2 separate regions of the Homo sapiens genome follow, and region 1 is linked to region 2. A link is a loop called in an ENCODE intact Hi-C map of the cell type or tissue named here. Cell type or tissue: prostate gland. All regions are shown on one strand. Links, peaks and the distances in the headings refer to the core of each region. The heading gives the core; the rest is flanking DNA. Region 1 overlaps TDRD7 (tudor domain containing 7). Region 2 overlaps TMOD1 (tropomodulin 1).

What was found. A loop is a pair of places that touch in the nucleus more often than their neighbours do. Peaks named below come from ENCODE experiments on the same cell type or tissue, not always from the same donor. Only the 100,000 strongest peaks of a DNase experiment are listed, where the experiment ranks them.
Region 1: a loop joins it to region 2, with 7 times the contacts of the local background. A loop is called at or near these places in 1 of 110 quality-filtered maps.

The regions. Positions count from the first base shown.
Region 1 is chr9:97,467,565-97,471,956 of GRCh38, reverse strand. TDRD7 (tudor domain containing 7) reads right to left here. Exons shown (of 17, transcript NM_014290.3): 9 at 1,288-1,399. Among named protein-coding and RNA genes, the nearest start is that of TMOD1, 32 kb to the left of the region's middle. RefSeq lists an enhancer at 3,273-3,332. In prostate gland, for the core only: CTCF peaks have their summits at 1,670 and 3,172 (motif pointing left); a DNase peak (open chromatin) is centred at 3,146; H3K27ac peaks cover 574 bases.
Region 2 is chr9:97,517,175-97,521,566 of GRCh38, reverse strand. All of the region lies in intron 1 of TMOD1 (tropomodulin 1), which reads right to left. Among named protein-coding and RNA genes, the nearest start is that of TMOD1-AS1, 2.9 kb to the right of the region's middle. In prostate gland, for the core only: no CTCF peak of the experiment used is centred there; a DNase peak (open chromatin) is centred at 2,456; H3K27ac peaks cover 2,338 bases.

The DNA of each region.
Region 1 (4,392 bases), core at 93-4,092, 50 kb after region 2:
CATCAATTATGTCTTCCAGTCATATGTTTGTAATGCACTTCCTACATATATACAATTATTTTTCTTATAAAATGAACACACATTTATTGGAAATTGAGACAACCACTATTGTTTCTTTTTTATTGACCCTTAGGATACCAAAGAACCTTCTGATTTATCAAAGACAGATTAAGTAGTGTTTAACACAGGTATTAGATGAATTTTGTTGTAGTCCAACTACTCTTTAAATTCTTAGAAAATTATAGTTCCACATAACATATATGACAATTCTAAGTTAATGTATTAAATGAATTAAAACTAGCTCATATTCCCCCAATGGTACTATAATGCCTATTTCCATATTTTTCTACTTTAAATCCACAAGCTAAAATTCAGACTCCTCCGAGTTTTTTCTTCTTCTTGTTCTGTTCTCCAGACATATAACTTTGAACTTTTCTCAAACATTTAATTTCAACACCCTAAATCCTGTCCTATGCCCTTGATACGTTCTTTCCAACACCAACTTCTAAAAGTTGTTAACAAGTTTTTAAAATTTCTTCAGGTTAATCTCACAGATAAGAGTCAAACCCAGCTCCTGTGACATAAGAATTCATCCCACTGGGAAGGAGGCATTTCTTCAGAGTACTAATTTTCATGAAATAATTATGATCATTTTCTGCATTTGGCTCAAGTCCCCCCCGGCATGGTGCATATTTCAATGCCTTTCCTTATCACGGACATGACCAATGTGTCATCTGTCCTTTAAGTTTATCCCTACATGGCACTCTCATACAGGTGGATTCCTCTGTTTCCTTTAGGAGGAAGGAAAAGAACAATGATACATCTACTATGCCAAAAACTGCATGTGACCTGTGATCAAACCCATGCTTGGGCACATGAAGGTGTGTCAGTCACACCCTCACAGCATCACCACAGTACATCTCAGTGGGAAAGGGGCTGAGAGTCACCTCACAACATGCTGAACAACATATTGAAACTCATCAAATGTCATGAAACAGGGCCTCTATCAATTGTTACTAGGGCAGTTAGAACAAGAAAAATCCCTTTAAGATGGCTGAAATTTTTATAAGAAATTATAATACGTTTTTATATATAACACAAAATATAAAAACATAACATTTTTATAATGGTATCTTATAAAGAATACATTCGACATGAATTTAAACCTTTCAAGAAGTAACACATTATAACATGAGATACTTAGTCCATTTTAGGATTCAACTATCCAAATGTACAGTGGTAATAGCCTATTGAAATGGAGAGAGTTTTTTAAAAAGTTCCTCTTACCTGCAAGCTTACATTTTGTAGCTTGAAATGAGAGTGAACAAAACTTCGGGTTTAATTTGTATGCTTTGCTTTTTTCAACATTTTCACTAAAACCATAGTCAACATAGCATACCTAATGATTAAAAACACAGAATGTTTAGTTCTTTATCCTCTCTTTAAAAAATTCATTTGATACACTTAATTGGCTCAATCTTATTCCATGATCAGCAAGCTGAGTGGCAGAGTGGCACCTGGAAAAAGCTGGGGAGGTGCCCCTGACTTACCACAGAAGAGAAAGGCTGGAGCTGAGACCAAGGAAACCAGGGGTCCTAGTTCCAGGTCCCAGTCTTCTACCTCACCCTACCCCTTCAATGGGAAGAACAAGACTGCTCAGCCCTGCCACCTTGCTGTCGCCAGTCTTTCAGCAGCCTATCTACCTGGTTCTGCCAACTCTGCTCCCCTCCCCTTTGGTGCTTTCATTAATATCATAATGCCTATATCAGCTTATTCTTTTTTGAGTTACACATTTCCACCCGTTCCCTGGACAGCAGTATTTGTTTCTATGGCAGGCATCATCCTTGTGGTATTTATCAGATTCTAAATCCCCAAAGCAGCATTTGTGATGGCTATTCTCAGCTACTGTGCTTCCAGGGACCGAGATGCTTCATCAATGACAACAATGGTATCACTGCTGAACAACATGGAATTCTAAACTAAAAAACAGGCGTACCTATTTTTTTCAAGGGTGTGAAGCTGGGTTAGGTCTTCTTTCAGCTCAGCAAAAGGCCCTAAGTCTGCTGAACAGAGGTCTGTGTTTGCAGAAACCTGAACAACTTTTCCTCACCATTAGCACAGACTGTTAAGAGCCTGGATATTATTTTTAAGAATATTTATAGAATCTTCAGTTTAAAAGGATTATATAAACACAAAGCCTTTTTTTGAGAAAAATAAAAATCTAGAAACATTAAGCTATGGTTTAGAATAACTAAGAATCTAAGGGAAATGTTGAAAACCTAATATGCATCTCTAATTAAAGGAGATGATGGTTATTGAAAGAAACAAAGCAAACAAAACAACAAACACCAGGGCAAAGTCTTGGCCTTAATACCAAGTAACATGAGGTAGGTTCCTTTCACTGCCTCCCTGAAAATAAAGTCCACAGGCCAGCTTCTTAGTACCTAGATTATGGTACTAAACACACGAAACAAAAACCCTTCCCAGCAGAGAATCTAAGGGAAAAAAGCAGAAGACACCACTAACTCCTTTCCTTGGCCATGTGATAAGCGGGCCTGTGGGGCCTGTCTACCTTGTATCAGAAAGACCATCTCTTAGAATCCACATCTGACTCAACACTGACTTAGGCCTAGATCGCTGGTAGGGCTGCATGTCAGGCAGCTGGCCATTTAAGTGCACAAGTCTATTTCTCCAATCCTAAATTAGCACCTGCTTTTGCTTCTCATAGGCCTCAGGAGTCAGGCAGCTTTCATTTCCTTTAATAGCTATCACCACCTACAACTTAGATTCTGTTCTTCCCAGGCCCAAAATGGAGGTAACGTGGTCTGACAATAGGACATAGCATGTGAAATCATGACTCCTGGGAAATTCAGAATGTATTCTTAGCACAAGAACAGATTAAAGAATAACTGCTCCAAAGCCTCAAAAGAAAGTGTTTCTGAACTGTTTGTAGCTTCTTTTCTTGTTTTTAATCATACATGTTTGTATGGCAACTGCAGTTTATAAAACACTTGTCCATGCATTGGCCAGTGTGACTCTCACCACACTCTGCTCTGTGTCCTTTGCTCTGTGAGGGCTCAGTAGTCTCTCTCTCTCTAATGTCCTGGGATCAGGGCCAGTAGTCACATAATCTGGCATAAGGCCCCAGTCCATTCCTGGTTCTCTGGCACCATCAAGTGGCCAAAGGTCTCCCAGCACTACCTATCACCCAGCAGACTCCCCTGGGATGTGGGCCTGGGTCAGGCCAAACTGGCACCAGCCTCAGCGGGTGACCACATCTCCTGTTTCTCCTACTCACCAAGGATCTGACAGGGAAAGCAAGGAAGGAATCAGTACTTACCACCAGACAAAGTTCAATTCAAGCGAAGCAAGACTGGTGCTAAGTAGCTGGGGTTTCTCCAAATAAAGGGAGAAATCATCTCTGTCAGCTTCAAGGGGATGTGGGGAACAAGTTCAGGCCCGGATTGCTACAATCACCGCTGTCCCAAGAGCTTGCTACTGCACAAAATACCGAGCTACCTTTTTTATTCTTCACATCCAGCCCATAATTCTCAGCAGCAATGACGAGGCTGGTCACTCCCTTCTTTATGAGACGCTTTCTTTTTCTGGCTTCTGTGACACCACTCTCTTGGTTTTTCTTCTTTGGCCATCTTTACAGGCTTTTCTGCTCCCCTTATGCCTCCATGTAAATACTGAAGGGTTTCAGGACCTGGGCCCAGGCCCCTCCTCCTCTCTACGTGTATTCTCTCTCTAGGGGATCTCATCTTGTCCTGTGATTTCACATAGCACCTATATGCTGATGCCTCCCAACCTGACACATCTCCAGTCCTAACTGCTCCCTGAGCTCCAAATTCATCCATGTGACATCTGATAGCTATTCTCAAACCTAGCAGGTCCTATGAAATTCTCAATTGTTCTCCACAATGGTTTTTCTCTCTGACTTCCCAATTTCAACAAATGGCACCAATATCTAGTCAATTGCTCAAGCCCCAAACCCAGTAGCTTATCTTGAATCTTCTCTTTTGCTTACCATCCACTTCCAACAGGTCAGTGTCCTGTCAGTTCTACCTCCAAATATATCCTGAATCTCTTCCACTACCTCCATCTTCACTAATCCAGGTTACAAGGTAGCTGGCTATTACAACAGCCACCTAACCAGTATTACTTTCCTTCTGTGCCCTACTATAATACAATCCATTCCCCCACAACAGTCCCAGAATGATTTCTGAAGCATCTAAATGAGATCACATCACTCTGCCTATCTCTTGCTTCAGAGTTATTTTCTATCATAGTTATTTCCTTTATTGGTTATTTCCTTCATTGTACTAAAATTGTTTTGTGTGTTTACTGTATGCTTGTCATCTCTCTCTTCTCACTAGAATGTAAGCTTCT
Region 2 (4,392 bases), core at 71-4,070:
CTTCCTGAAGGCCCTCAGAAAACAGCCTAATTTGGCTTTTCCTAAGTGAAGCCAGGATGGGGAGAGGATCCATGATCTCTGTGCTGGGGCCAAGAGGGACTCCAGTGAAGGGCTTGGAGTCTTCCAGAACCAACTCACAGAGATGTCCAGAACTGCCTTAAAACTAGCATCTCTTAGAGAGGCTGCAAACACAAGCTTTTGGTGCTCAAACGGGTTTTGGGTTATATGAAGTTCCCTAGGACTCTGGACTGCAGGACTTCTTCAAAAATGTTGGTATGTGGGTATACAATGGAGTCTCCAAGAGGAATAGGTTGCAAGCAGAATTCCCCCAGTCTTTTTTATCATAAAAGCACGTCTCTGAGAAACTGCACCCGGAAATGGAATCTCACAAAACCAAGTTTGGAAAACACGCTTTTTGCCTCACCTCTGGGTCACATCAGAACCACACAAGAAGGGACACAAGGACAGGACCAGCTGGGAAACACTTCTGGGGAACATCAGACAGGTTGGGAACCCTGGGAGTGTCTCATACTTGTTACCTCTTCCAGCTGCCTTATTTTCTAGATGCTTTATAGTAAAAGCCTTAGAAAAAGAGTCATGGACAGACCCTGGAGAATGGACCAGCCAGGCCGAGGGAGCAGGGGAGAAAGAAATCCTTTATCAAAGCCAGCTTGGGGAAAAGGGGCTGGGAAAAGAGCCAGAAAGGAAAGGAGGTGGCAACTATGAGGACTGCTGAAGGAGGGATATGTGGTGGGGCACTAGGCCTCCCCTAGAGATGCCACCCTGAGGGGGGCAAATCATGAAATTTCCTAAAGAAGTCTCCTCTTACTGCACCCAGGAAAGTTAATGCACCACATACACACCCCAAGGTGCTATTGATTTCTAAAATCCTATTTCACTGGATTTAAAAAGCCCTTTCTAACGTCAAGAGTCCTGTGAATATTATGGAGTGATGAGGCACAACATGAAATAAACTGAGAAGAACCAAAAACTCTAAGGTAAACTATGAAGCTGTCAGTTTCAAGCCACACTCATCGACTTGGCTCACAAGGACGGTTGCTACGAAGCAGTATTCTCCTGTGGTGGAGGAAATGGGAGAACTGGAGGTAGGGAAGACACAGGGTGGGAGGGAGGCGAAAACAGTGTGTTCAGAGAGCCCACTGCAAACTCGGTCTTAAAATATGGCTTAGAAGAGATTGTATTTTATAGCTGCTAATAAAAGGCCTCTGTTTCCTAAGAGAAGAGGTGTCAGGGATGGAGCACAGGCCTGAGCTTCATAGGACTTGTGGTTGGAGTGTTAATTGTGACAGTAATTCCCTGGGTGACCCTTGCTAAGTTCCTTCCCTCCTCTGAAAAATGAAAGCATTGACTGACCTGGCTGGTTTTTAAACTATGCCAACAGGAGATCTCAGGCTCTGAGAAAGTGCCTCCAGGGCCCTGCAAAGGGTTAGGGATAAGTGAGGGGGACTCACTCCTGATTTTACCTGATGTATTTATTTGGGTTCCATATAAAATTTCACTTGAAGAAAGGATTCTGTGGCTCAAATAAAAAGTGGAAAATCCCTGGACTGGGTTTCTTGGTCTGCATAGTGAGAGGCTAACCGTACTCGCCCCCGTAAGGTATTGTGAGGATCATGGGGTAGCAAGCAGATGAGGCTGTAGCCTGGGGTTGACTGGTGCAGTCAACTGGCTTCACAGATATTAGCCATTATTATGAGGCTGTCGCTGCTGGAGTCTCTACCTCCTTTCCCCGAGCCATGCTGTCGTCAGGCTCCGAGGTCCCTCAGGAGAGGACCCGTGTTCTATGTGTCTTCGTGTTCCCAGTGCCTTGCCCTGTGCCTGGCCCAGTGGTGTCACCTGAGGAATGGGGAATGAGCACCTCTGGGTCCTGGTCTAGGGTACTTGGAATCCTGGGCAAATCCCTTATCTTCTCAGATGCTCTGTTTTCCCATCTTTACCACGGCAAGATTGGACCAGATCTGGAGGGACTGAAAGTCTGAGAGGGGAGGGATGGGCAGGAAGGGGGTGATGAAGCCGCTGGGGCTCCCAGCATGGCCCACCTGCAGCAGCTCCTGGTGACCCTGAGCAAGAGTTGGTGAGAGCAATAAAAGGACAGGTAAATATATTTAAAACACCTTCGCAAACTCAAGTCTTCCAAATCTGGTGTCTATTTTACACTTACAGCATATCCGGCCACCCCGCTTCTCTGTGGCAGAAGCCTTAAGCCTCCGTTAAATATGAAAAAATAGAATTTACAAGCTGTGCCAGGAAGTAGCACTCGGCAGGTTGGACAGTGAAAATGAGGGAGTCAAAGGCTGAGGCCATCCATCAGGAAAGCCTCAGAAATGAAAGCTCTGAGAAGGAGCAGCTCCTGGAGTACACAAGGCTCTTTTAAATCTTTCACGGGCAGCCGGTCCAGTCACTTCTGCTAATGGCTTCTCCAGCATTGCCCGCCAATGTGGGAACACTCCAGAGGAGGCACTTACGCGGCATCATCTTGATTTATGGACTGCACTTCCTTGAGCTCAGGAAGAGCTGAGTCACAAGTTCAAATAAATATTTTCCAGTTATACTGACTTGTTATTTCAGCCACAGTGAACATCTTGAGGATGGGAAGGCAAGGTTGACTTAGAAAGTCCATCCTTTATGCCCCAGATATTTGTGGATTTGTCCCTGTCTTCCGGAAGACACTTTGGCCAAAGGGATTTTATGTCAGGTTCCCTCTACACTAAATTCTGTATCCCAAGACAATGCCATCTACCTCCCTCTCTGGAATCTCTCTTCCCTCGGCTGCAGGGATGCAAGAGCACCTGCAATGTCCCCTGTCCCTCCTGAGAGAGCTGTCTCCCCGCTACTCCCCTGCACCCTTTAAGGGGCACCTCTCAGGGCAGCCATGCTTCATATCACGGGTCACCCCTCCACTCTCAGATGACTGGGCAGAGGGGTGCCTGGCTCAAGGGTAGCCAATTGATTGGAAGGCCAGTGACAAGGTCCCAAGGTGGCCCAAGACAAAGAAAAAACCAAAAAGAGGAGTTGGGTAAAAGAGGAGTTCTTAGCTCATTCATTTCTTAGCATTTGTATTTGTTTCCTGGGGATGCCCCCGTCAAAGCCCCACAAACCAAGTGACAGAAACAACAGAAGTGTGTTGGCTCTCAGTTCTGGAGGCAGAAGTCAGAAATCAAGGGTCAGCAGGGCTGGCTCGCTCTGAGGACGAATCTGTTCCCAGCTGCTCTGTTGGCCTCAGGTGTTCCTTGGCCGGCAGAGGCTCCTTTCCCTGTTTTTTTCTTCGCAGTGTCTACCCTCTGCACATGTCTGGATCCAAATTTCCCCTTTTTCTGAGGACAGCAGTCATATTGCATTAGGGCTTCCCTAAGGACCTTATCACATTCACAGGTCACATTCACAGGTGCAGCTTTTTTGGGGACACAATCCAACCCATAATAACATGGAACTGGGACAGGAGGAGAAGATGGGGCAGGTGTTGGGGCAGCTGTGGTGAAGAGAAGCTGGGGGGCCCATCGCGGACGTGTGGAAGCTGAGGCGATGGGGGATGAGAATGGGCAAGGGAGTGGAGTCCTGAGGGACAGCTTGTGCTGCCCATGAGAGACAGAGCACACAAGACCCAACAATGCCCAGGCCCCCCTCCCTCAAGCCTGGATGGTACGGCTCAGCCTGTTTCCCACGAGCCCCCTGTCCTCCCATGAGCCTGTCCAGGCCCACCCATCTGGCCACGCCCACTCGCTGTCCTAAGGGACCTTAATGAGCTCCCACTCCTTGCAGCGAAGCTCTCCTGGTTTCCCTGCTTCCTTTCTGAATCCTCCCAGGTCTCCTTGATGACGCATTATTCTTGGCCCACCTGTTTCTCTGGGCTCTGCCCTCTTCTCACGTTCTCCCTGGCTGGTTCTCATCTTCTCCCGTGTGGGGCCTGCTACCTGTGATAAGCTGAGGACACTCAGATGGTGTCTATCCAGCCCAGGCCCCTTCCTGAGCCCCTGCTCCCTTCTGGGTACCTCCCCCTGGAGTCCTCAGGCCCCACATGCCCAACCCAGCATGCGTGTCCGGCTTTGGCACCACCACCCTCCCCTGGCCTGGTTTGCAGCTCCTCTTCTGCCTGTCAGTCACCCAGGCCAGACCCTTGGGGTCAGCATAGACTTCCCAGCCCACTCTCCAGCTCAGGGCCAGCCTGAGCCTGACAAAGCTCTTTCTCTTATTTTAAACTTTTTTTTTTTTCCCCCATCACCCACGCTGGAGTGTAGTGATATAATCATAGCTCATTGCAGCCTCCAGCTCCCAGGCTCAAGCAATCCTCCCTCCTCAGCCTCTCGAGTAGCTGGGACTACAGGGGTGCATCACCATGCCCAGCTCATTTAAAAAAATTTTTTTGTAGAGATG